Linked DNA regions of Homo sapiens: region 2 is linked to region 1. A link is a contact called in ENCODE Hi-C or POLR2A ChIA-PET data. All regions are on one chromosome and are shown on one strand. Each heading gives the region's core, a stretch centred on a gene start or an enhancer-like site at or near the end of the contact. The rest is flanking DNA. Distances are from core to core; before and after follow the strand shown. Region 1 overlaps DENND2C (DENN domain containing 2C). Region 2 holds the start of DENND2C (DENN domain containing 2C).

Evidence for each region. Hi-C counts contacts between places; a loop is a spot of excess contacts on that map. ChIA-PET counts read pairs that join two places held with the same protein, here RNA polymerase II (POLR2A). Pooled maps may share reads with other maps.
Region 2: a map of mammary epithelial cell shows a loop between it and region 1 (11-fold over the local background). The contact joins the promoter of DENND2C here to the enhancer-like site in region 1. A Hi-C loop is called at or near these places in 11 of 168 maps with a recorded cell type or tissue (Calu3, DLD1, IMR-90 and 7 more) and 2 of 50 pooled maps. POLR2A ChIA-PET finds 5 or more read pairs at or near these places in 8 of 52 experiments (A673, AG04449, GM12878 and 5 more).

What each region holds. Positions count from the first base shown.
Region 1 is chr1:114,607,877-114,613,695 of GRCh38, forward strand. It overlaps DENND2C (DENN domain containing 2C), which reads right to left. Exons shown (of 21, transcript NM_001256404.2): 9 at 3,197-3,241; 10 at 810-997. Among named protein-coding and RNA genes, the nearest start is that of BCAS2, 29 kb to the left of the region's middle. Within about 2 kb of position 3,160, at least 2 of the 41 ENCODE cell types and tissues checked have a DNase peak (open chromatin) inside an H3K27ac peak, as active enhancers do; they include PC-3 and mammary epithelial cell, where a contact is called at or near this core.
Region 2 is chr1:114,667,107-114,672,925 of GRCh38, forward strand. DENND2C (DENN domain containing 2C) reads right to left here and starts at 2,943. Exons shown (of 21, transcript NM_001256404.2): 1 at 2,877-2,943. It overlaps LOC124904354 (a long non-coding RNA gene), which reads left to right and starts at 3,305. Exons shown (of 2, transcript XR_007066465.1): 1 at 3,305-3,544; 2 at 3,743-3,848. RefSeq lists a silencer at 2,947-3,036 and an enhancer at 3,157-3,316.

The sequences.
Region 1 (5,819 bases), core at 1,910-4,409:
ACTATATGCCAGACACTGTTCTAAGTGCCTTATATAAATTAGCTTATTTAATCCTCACTATGACTCAGAGGGGTAGATACTATTGTGATTACCCCCATTTTACAAATTAAACAACTAAGACACAACGTGGTGGCTCACGCCTGTAATCCCAGCACTTTGGGAGGCTGATGTGGGCAGATCACTTGAGGTCAGGAGTTCTAGATCACCCTGGCCAACATGGTGAAACCCTGTCTCTACTAAAAACATAAAAATTAGCGGGGTGTGGTGGCACACGCCTGTAGTCCCAGCTACTCAAGAGGCTTGAACCTGGGAGGTGGAGGTTGCAGGGGTTGCAGTGAGCCAAAACTGCACCACTGCACTCCAGCCTGGGCAACAGAGCAAGACTCCATCTAAAAAAAAAAAAGAAAGAAAAAGAAAAGTAACTGCTTAAAGTCACGGAACTAGTAAGTGGGAAATGCAGAGCTTTCACACAGAGTCCATGCTCTAAACCACTACCCTATTCTGTCACATTTATTATTCCCCTCCTTAAGGATGAGAAAACTAAGGTTTTGTAACTTGTTAAAGATTATTAAATGGCAGAGCCAAAAATTTAAAAAACTAACTAGGAAAATGAGCTTGTTTTGTTTTGCTTTGTTTTGCTGGGTTGCAGCTCATACCTAACATAAGATGTTTTCAAAGCCACCAGATCCTACCACAAGAACAGTATTGGTAAAAACTTGTTGAGATAACAAAAACCAAGAGGACAGGAAATACATGTACACAGAGACACAGGAACATTCCTGAATGCCTCTTGGCCTCCTTGTGCCTACCTTGCCAGGGAATTGTTGTATGACCTGGGGAATATAGCTTATTCCTGATGGTTTCTTCTGTAGAGACACCACCACAAAAAGTTCAAACAGCTGCTGCTCCTGTAATTCAATAAGATCCCGCTCCAAGGTCTGGTAGTGAGGATTCCTCTTGGAAGACGGTTGCAGTTGTGCTAAGCGTTTATGGCGATCTGTAATGAAATCATGGAGAAATGTTTTTTTCTCTGTAGCCCTACCTTCCTTTCAGCATCCAGAGGTCATGACCCACATAGGATTAATCTTCACACAGTCACTGCTGAATGAATGTTGAATAACCAGCATCTGCCACATAGACATACCTGTTAAGGCTGTGACATACTAGGGGGAAGAAGTGCAGACCCTCACAAGTGTGCAGGGGCCTCACTCCACTTCTGGCCAGCAGTGGGACTGACATTCCATGTCCCAACCAATACTTATGTATGTCCCAACAAATAATCTATGCTATCCCATCTTTCATGGCATCAAACCAGGACACATGGAAAATGTCACGAAAAAGCGCTAGACTGACAACAGATGCTACTGCTGGGAATGCCATGAAATCACAGGGTGCCAGGTGGCACGGGGCAGGGGGCAGAGATCTGATAAAATAATTCAGTCCTAAGTACAGAAAGGGGGAGTTTGATAAATTAAAATAAAAATTTTCCTCACATTGAAGAAACTGTCCAGTTCCCTTCTCTCCTTGCCACATATTACTAACAATGAATATATACTTGTATCAGTAAATGGTGCTACACACAAGAGAAAAAAATTAAGTGGAAGAAGACATCCATTAGCTGACTTTCTTAAAAGAATAAAATTATGGAAGCATACTATTTAAACAGTCATAGCAATACCAATTAAAACTGGATAGCATCTATCCTCTATTCTCATTTATCTCTAAATTTTGAGCAATCTGGGGTGGTCCCCACTGAAGGAAACTGTGGACTTGCAGAAAAAATAGTCTACACGTCCCAGTGATTTGCTTATGTATAATTCCGAGCCACTGATAGACTCAACCTCTAATTGTCTTTCCTTTCTTTTTGATACAATGCATTCTGTCCCAAAAGAAGTTATACTATAGATCAAAATATTAAGAGCATTTTTAAAAAATGCATCCTGGAATGGCTCCCCGGAATTATCCAGTACATTCAGTGCTCTAGTCAAAGCTTTACTTACCTCAAAGGGCTGAGTTCAAGTCAAGAAAATTTTAGGTCCTGTTTCTCAGTAGTAACAGCCCTAAATTAGTCATCTTCACACATCTAGGCTGAACCTGATGATTATTAAATTTCACCTTCAGTCAGGCTACAGAATCAAACACCTAAAGCAATTCAGGCCAGTGGAGGGAGCACAAGACTATTAATCATAAAATTAGGGTGTCAGATTAGGAACTGGAACTGCCCTGTACTCAGCTTTGATAATGCATGTCTTCTACTTTTTCCATGGCTTAGTATGACAGTCACTTAAATAGGAAGTAGATAACTTGCTGTGATAACTAGAAAGCATCATCGTTAGATGAAGGATGAAGGCACCATGAAGTGCTTGGACAAAGAGAGTCAGAAATGCATGGTGCATTCTATATTCTACTAGAAAGTAAACAGCACAATAATCTGGAATATAAATGCCTATAAATAACAAATAGATATTTCCTTTTTCAATGTCAGAGATATCAAAGTTACTTAAATAATTACACTTGAGTGGCTATAAAAAATCAGACATTTGGCTGGGTGCGGTGGCTCACGCCTGTAATCCCAGCACTTTGGGAGGCCAAGGCAGGCAGATCAACGAGGTCAGGAGTTCGAGACCAGCTTGACCAATATGGTGAAACCCCATCTCTACTAAAAATACAAAAATTAGCTTGGCGTGGTGGCACATGCCTATAATCCCAGCTACTCAGGAGGCTGAGGCAGGAGAATTGCCTGAACCCGGGAGGCAGAGGTTGCAGTGAGCCGAGCTTGCGCCACTGCACTCCAGCCTGAGTGACAGAGGGAGACTCCGTCTCAAAAAAAAAAAAAAAAAATCAGATATTTACTGCTCAGAGGATGATTCACACACTCTGTTTTGGCTGCCAGGAAACTACTGCATATATGTCTGGACATGCAGCTCTCTGCCGCTCCCCTAAGAATATTCCATCATAAGAACCATACTGTTTTGCCTCACTCCACTATGGGAGACTTTAAATGCTGTCAAACATCTGACAGTGTTTAATTCTGACTGTTTAATTCTCCAAACCTCAACAGGCTCTGAAAATAAGGAAATCATCTACAAAATGGAACTTCATGTGGGAAAAAACATGCTTAGTCACAAAGGTAGGTGCCACTCCACCTAACCCATGATCATCACAACAACGGGAGCAGCCCCATTGACTCACTCACTCTTTGGCAGATACTCGGCATCACTTTCGTTCCCACTGGTTTCACCTGAAAAGAGAGAAGGAGTTTCCATTTGTATTGTCCAACAGTAGGAAGTACATGAGGATGAGAACAATGTAAACCCACAAACCTGGGGACTTGGAGTAAGGAATAATAAAGCTGCTGAGCCTTTCTCCAAACCACTTGGTTGTATCAAGTTGGGATAGTTACCAAAAGAGAGTAAAAAGCTCAAAGAGGAAACTCCTCTACTACATCTTCTTCCCATACCCTACTTCACTCCTCGGCTCCCCTCTCATCCCTAATTCTAGAAACTAATTGCATTTCAGACCAGTTTTAAGAGTCTAGTTCAGAGTGGATTCTATTTCTATATCCACATAGTTGTTTGTATATTCCAAATAGAGTATCAAAGGCAAACACCAACAGGGCTAAACAAGAATCTAAACACCAACCAGACTATAAATTTAGAATAACAGGAAAACATGAGAACTAGGAGAGAGATATTACCAAGTCAGCCTACCTCTTCTATGGTGCCTCTAAGTGCCTCTAAACTACTTCTAGTCCATATGGATCTTTACTCCAAATTCTCACAGTACTCATACTGCTTTGAACTATTCTTACTTTCCCCAATCCGATTTTAAGTATTTTGGGGACAAGGGGCTATCTTGTTTTCCCAAGGGAGTGTTTTTGTATAATTCTGAGAGCACAGGCAACACACACACACACACACACACACACACACACACACACAAAGCAGCTTTTAAAATAAAACATTTCTAGATTAAGTTTGAAAAGTTAAAGCAAAATAGAAATACAAAGAAAGGGAAAAAATAAGGCCTAGAAGTCATAAGTGAAATTTGATTATATAAACTTGTATCTAATTTAAAAATCAGTATTAAACTCAAAAAGTGAACAATAAACTGGGAAAATATTTGTAAACACATTGCAGACACAAGGCTAAGTTTCTTAATATTCAAAGAACTGTTACAAATCAAGAAGAAAAAGCACAACAGAAAAAGGAATAAAGGGTGGGAATAGGCAATTCATAGAAAAAGATTTATAAGTTGTTGATAAACATGAAAACTGCCCAAATTCATAACGAAATAAATGTAAATTAAAACAATAAACAAGACATACATTTTCAACCATGATATTGCCATAAAAAGCTTTAATAAAGCATAGTATTTATTGATGAAGATTATGGGGAAAGAGGTATTTTCAAATGATGTTTGTAGAAACAAGCTGTTACAATCTGTTTGTGGGACAATTTGGCAGCAGTTATAAATTTTTTTTTTTTTTTTTTGAGACAGGGTCTCACTCTGCTGCACAGGCTACAGTGCAGTGGCACAATCTTGGCTCACTGCAACCTCTGCCTCCCGGACTCAACTGATCCCCCCTACCTCAGCTTCCAGAGTAGGCTGGGACTACAGGCGTGTGCCACCACACCCAGCTAATTTTTTTTTTTTTTTTTGAGACAGAGTCTCACTCTGTCGCCCAGGCTGGAGTGCAGTGGCACAATCTCGGCTCACTACAACCTCCACCTCCAGGGTTCAAGCAGTTCTCCTGCCTCAGCCTCCTGAGTAGCTGGGATTACAGGCGTGTGCCGCCACACTGGGCTAATTTTTATATTTTTAGTAGAGACAGGGTTTCACCGTGTTGGTCAGGCTGGTCTTGAATTCCTGACCTCGTGATCTGCCCATCTTGGCCTCCCAAAGTGCTGGGATTATAGGCATGAGCCACCGCACCCAGCCACCCAGCTAATTTTTGTATTTTTTGTAGAGACGGGGTTTCGTCATGTTGCCCAGGCTAGTCTCAAACTCCTGGGGTCAAGTGATCCACCCGCCTCAGCCTCCCAAAGTGCTGGAGTTACAGGTGTGAGCCACCATGCCTGGCCAACATTTTAAATCCATATGTTCTTTGATTAAGCTCACTGCTAGGAACTTATTCTACAAAAATAGTCTTATATAGAAATATAAGTAAAAGATGCATTTGCAGCATTGTTTGAAGATTTTTATGTAGACACACACACTTTTAAATATCCACAGGTTAAATAAAAGGTTAGAAACAACTAAACTGTCTACTAGCTAAATAAAATTTTACATCTATGCAATGAAATACAGTACAGCTATGTGGATCTCTATGTGTTGATACTGAAAGAGCTCTGAAGTACATTAATTAAGCTTTTTTAAAAAGGCAGGCATACAAAGTCTGAATAGTGTAAGAGTATTTGTGTAGAAAATGTATTTGCGTGCACATGAAATTTTCTAGGTGTGCAAGGAGGAGGTTTGGAAAACTCTGGCTTTTCATTTTATAATAAGGAATAAGAGAACATTAAAATAAATGCTGCCTATTCTTAAGATAGGTGGGAAAGACACATAAGAGATGTTACAGAAAAAATGCTTATTTAAATATTGCATATTACATATGTTTTATAACTCAAAATTAACCACCATGACAAAAAGTATAGTGTGACTATAAAATATTATTCAGAGAAAGAAATAAACACTGTGAGCTCCTGGTCCTATCTATAGTCTTAGTACCAGGTATCTCTTAGAAACTTAGGAAGTGTTTGGAAAGAAAGAAAAGAGAGAAGAAAGGGAGAAAAGGCAATATAACTGGAAAAGCCCTT
Region 2 (5,819 bases), core at 1,693-4,192, 59 kb after region 1:
CATTCATATCTCCTGTTTCCTGACCCAATTTCAGCAAACTCCTATTCATCCTTCAAAGCCAAATTTAATATCTTCTCTCTAATCGTCCTCCCTACCACACGCAGAATGATTTTTCCTCATCAGTGGTTAAATTCTATCTATACTTCTTTCTTTTTCTTGCAACTCTTCAAACGTACCTAAATCTATACTTCTTTACAGCTCTTATCATGCTGAAATTGTAGAGCCTTATTTACATGTTGGGTTATAAGCTTCTTAAAGACAGGGAAGCATTTTCTCTTCTTGAATCTAATACTTAATTTACAGTCTGAGAACAGATATTTTTAACTTCTTAATGAAAGAAGTTATGAGGTGCTTTTTAATGAAAAATAAGCACCTCATATTGTTAAGATAATGCCATAACTGTTGTTACTGAGGGACTGAGAGCTTAGAATCATCCCCATGTCATTCACTGGCAACAATAACAAAAAAAGGGTTCCCACAGATAAACTATAATTACATCGTTTTAATTGCAATAAAACTGGTATTGCAATACCAGTTTATTTTTTCCTCTTTCTTTCCTTCTTTTTGAAATAGTTTTTTATAGACCTCTTTTTAAAATACCTATTAGATGTCATTTGTATCTCACTCACAGAATTTGAAACTCAGTATAGCGCAAAGGTTACAATCAGGTCCTTGGAGAATGACTGATTTGAATCCTACTTTTGCTATCTAGGTTGTCTAATCATGGGCAAGTTACTCAACCTCTCTATGCCTCTTAATGAGATAATCATAATAACATCCCTCATGGTGCTGTTGTGAGGATTAAGTAAGCTAATACATGTAAAGAATTTAGAATACTGCCTGGCACAGACTAGGTACCAATGAATGATAGCTGATGTTGTTATTGTTACCATCCGCTTTAAAAACAGCTTTTGTTTTTTCAGTACTTATTTTAGCCCACTTGGTAGAATGGAATCTCCTAGATGACAGGAATTACATACTGCTCTTACATAAATATAATCTTGTGCCTATTGTGTAGTAGGCCCTCAAAAAACAATGTGAATGTAAGGTTTCAGACCTCCAAGATCAAGAAATTGTAAATCACAGAAAAATTTATACATGGAGTACGTTTAAAACTCATGTTTTAAAGTAGCTTCAAAAGACCCATCCTCCACTGAATTGCTGAAACATGTTTAAGTAAAACTTCTAAAGCAACACACACAAAAATTACATTCACTAGTAACTTTCCCTCTACTACTTCATTTAATTTGATCTTGGTATCCAGTGGTCTAAAATTCTTGCCTATAACTTAAGACTCACTACAGACCATTTAAAAGTAATATAATTTCCAGCTTTAGAAAACTGCTTATTGTCATTAAGAAAAATAAATATTCTTCCTTTATTGCTGCATTTAAAAAACGTACTGCCACATTCAACACACACACACACACACACACACACACACACACCCCAACTAATGAAAGACCAAGACACATAATTACTACATTTCCTGGTTTCTGCCTGGCAAACTCAGAACAGGCCTACAAGTATCCCCAGCAAAAGCCTACAGGTTACAAAACTGCCATTTTCTTTTTTATTTCCCATCTCCCCGCTAAAATCCCTCGCACACATATCCATAGTAAAGAACAAAAACGTCTATAATAAAGGCTGTATGAAAAAATATGGCTATATATTAACAATATTTTGGAAGATTTAAATCTTCCTATAAGCAGCCCGTCAATTCACAAAAACAAATTAAAGTCTTGATTTGGAACAATATTCCCAGCTTACTTTAGCAGGTATCTTAAACTACAACTATTTAGCTAAGACAAAGAAGTAGATTATTTGATTGCTACAGACTTCGCGGTAAATGATTCAGCAACAGTGTATAGATAACACCACTGTGCTATTCTAGAAAATTTCATCAATCATTTAAAAATAGGACACACTCAAACAATGGGGGTCACTTTGTGGGAAAAGTTTAAACAACTTATTTACACAGTAAGCAAGGATCTATCACTTTATCTAAAACACTGCAGAAGAATCACTAGCTTTAGGGTAAACGTTTGTAAAGTGCCTACTATGTACCAGGCAAGTAGTAGTTGCTTCACAGAATATACACGCTCCACACGCACGTTCAAATATCTGACATTTGTAGAATACTGTCACTCATCTGATTTGACCCTGAGAATACCCATAGGCATGAACTTGCCAGTTTCACAGTTACGGAAAGAGAGGCCCAGGAAGTTAATTTGGCCGAGGTATCACATCTGGTTCCGCGGGTTCTGGCCCTAGACTTGAGCCTTTTGACTCATAATCTAATCATCAGCTGCTATACAGCTCTAGTTACTCAAAAGCTCTTAGGTGTTCCACTGTCAGACTTTTAAATTAAAATTCTACTTGACAACTTTCGGTATTGTGCGTATTAGATGCTGTTAAGAATCAAAACACCAAAAAAAGCAAAATATTGTTTGGAAGTGCATCGTCCCAGCATGTCGAAGTTCAAGCTCACTGGCTAATTTTGGAGAAAGCCCGCGTTTCCCCAGGCTGCCGGGCGCTCCCTCCCTCTTCCCCAGCAGAGAGCGGCGCCCAGCCTAGGGGTCCCCAAGCCCCTGAGGTAGCGAGGAGGTCTTCAGCCAGGCTCCGCCACAACCCGTGCGGCCACGAGAGGACGTCCCAAAGCTGGGCCCAACAACCGGTTGCTCCTCCGGACGGAGGAGGTGCCGAGACAGCGGGGCGCGGAGACACCACCTCCGCCAGCTCGGCTCGCACCGTCCGAGGACTACGCCGCGGCGCCACAGCCCCGCACCCGACGCCCAGAAGGGTGATGCCGACAGCCCCGAGAGTCCGAAGCCCCTGCGGCTTAAAACCCCGCGCCGAATCACCCCGACTCTTACCTGTCTGTACCTCAACGTTGTCTCCTGTGGCCAAGCTAGTCTCCCGGGTATCACTCGGGTCCGCTCCGTCCCGCCCCCGCAGGCCCTGCCGAAGGCCCCGTCCCGGCTGCAGCCCCACCCCCTAGCCCCGCCCTCCCTGGCAAGGCTCAGTTCTTATTGGCTCCTATTCCCACCCCTCACGCTATGCCCGCCTCCGACACCGCCCCGGCCGGCGGTGAGGGGAACCACCACGCCTCAAGTCCGCTGTATGGCCAGAACCTTGCCAGGACCTCGGTCACTGCAGTTCCAGCAGGCGGGCGACCAGTGTCACCGTCGTCCGGCCAAGCCCTCGAGCCAGAGCTCCATCGCCTTCGCCTGCCGTCGCATCGGCCCCACGGAGACGGCCCTATGCTTCATGTGAAGGTTTACTCTTCACAACTACTCAACAAGATAAAGCCTGGCTTAATCAGGGAATCCAAGCACTGTTTCCTAGGCTGACCTCAGTGAGCAAACAATTGCACTACGGTGCCAACTTGAAACGTCAAGAGAAGCAAATAACTCTCGCGGCACCTCAGGCTTGGAATCTCAGAACGGGGGTGCCTTGATACTCCCAGTGCGTGAGGTCAGCCCCCACGCCCTGTTGAGACACACATGCCTAAGCGCTCCGCCTGCAACACGCTCTTGCTTAGGTATGTGCGTGGTGTTGTGCCTACTGCAAGCTGTAACCCAGTTTCACCGAGGCTGCGGGACAAGGATCAGTTGAGCCTGTTTCCCAGGCACTCGCTAACCACCCCACCCCGCCTCGCCCCGCCCCACCCCACCCCACCCCACCCAGCCAGAGCCTCTTGGGTCTGGTGACCAAACTCTTCCTACATTTGTTCACACAGAGGTACCAAAATAGAAGACTACCAGAAAGAGAGGTGTTTAGTTACGTATCACGGATGACTGTCACAAGCAAACTTAACCCAAACAATAAAGGTAGCATATCCCAAACCGTTGTGAAACTATCACCTGTAGACAGTAAAACAGAAATTACATTCTATGATGGGGGAAAAAAAAGTAATGACATACTTAAAAAAAATCATGTCCCAATGAGGAAATAAATGTGGATATTGTTTGTAGTAAATTTTGCACACTGATCATTATGGGCTTCCCCCACCAAAAAAAAAAAAATTCTTATATAATGTGTCTATCTATTTATTTATTGAGACAGGGTCTCTTTGTGTCACTCACACTGGAGTGCGGTGGCCCAATCATAGCTCACTTGAAGTCTCAACTTCCTAGGCTCAAAGAATCGTCCCACCTCGGCCTCCCAAGCAGCTAGTATTATAAGCATGCACCACCACCCCCGGCTAATATTTTTATTTTTATTTTTTTGTAGAGACAGGGTCTCGCTATGTTGCCCAGGCTGGTCTCCAACTCCCGAGCTCAAGCAGTCCTCCTGCCTCAGCCTCCCAAAGTGCTGGGATTACAGACATGAGCCACTGCACCCAGCCCAGAAATGTATTTTTTGACCCCTGCATTCAGGAAGATTATTTGGCAAAATAAGGCAGGTTGAATTCCAAGTATCACGTATGAAACCAAATTTATAGATTAATAAATGAATTCACATGTATGTATTCTACTGCCCTCTCATGGGTAAGATGGAGATATACATAATGGTAGTTAATGCCCTTTGAAGTCTGAGAATACAGTGTTTAATGTAGCAATTTGTACTATTTTGATGATGAGGAGGCCAAGGTAAAATAAAATCTGGTTCTTTAAAGGGTTCACAAATACTCAACAAACAAAACTTCAACTTCAGAAATCAGGAAGAGATTCTTACACCAGAGCTAGTACAAACATGCCATCAGGGTTACACCTATGCTTATGGCTGCATGTGTAGAATATAGAAACGTGCAGAAATTTGCTTTCAATTTTTTTTCCATTTGAAAGTTCAGGCTGGGCACAGTGGCTCACGCCTGTAATCCCAGTACTTTGGGAGGCCAAGGCACATGGATCGCTTGAGCATAGGAGTTTGAGACCAGCTGGGGTGACATGGTGAAACCGCGTCTCTACAAAAGGTTCAAAAAAGTAGCTGGGTGTGGTGGCATGTGCCTGTAGTCCTGGCTACTCGGAAGTCTGAGGTAAGAGGATCACCTGAGCCTGGGAGGCCGAGGCCGCGGTGAACTGTGATTACACCACTGCACTGCACTCCAGCCTGGGTGACAGAGCAAGACCCTGTCTCAAAAAAAAGAAAAAAGTTCATTACTTTTGAAGACATTTCACAAAATTCTATTTTTTACTTGTAGCCACACTATAACTTCATGCTGAGGACAACTAGAGGATAGGAATGAAATCTTATTCTGTATACCTTTGGTGTTTAGAATAGTACCTGATAATTTAGCTATTTGATCAATAATTGTTTATTGAATAAGTTGAATGAAATGTCAGCCCAGCCACTAGATGCCAACACAGTTGTATGTGTGGAAGTATCATCTGCCCATTTGGAATTTCACCTGACCTTAAGTAATAGGCATGCTTCTTAAAAGTTATATGTACATTTTACTTTGGTAAGCAAAATCATTTAAAATGTACCAGTTTAGCTCACTATAATCTTATTGTCAATTACATCCTTAAAGCTAAGAATCCTTTTGTAAGATAAATTCTCCCTCAATATAATAACTCATAAATACTGATTTTCTATATTGAGGTACGCCCTCTGGTTTTGTCTAAAAAAGCCACTATTCACTTATACCTTGTCAAAGAACTTTTTAGTGGTTCTAAGTGCCTTAAGCAAATTTCATGCTATAAACCAGAAGCCTATCTCCCAAAAAGTCATTTGCTTGTATTTTTGCCCAGCTTTAATAGATATTTTGCCTGAAAGTCATAGAGACTGCAGTCAGAGAAACCCACGTTCCCACTGCTACCCTTCACCAGGTATATCCTTGTGCAGGTTATTAACCTTATTAGCTTTAGTGTACT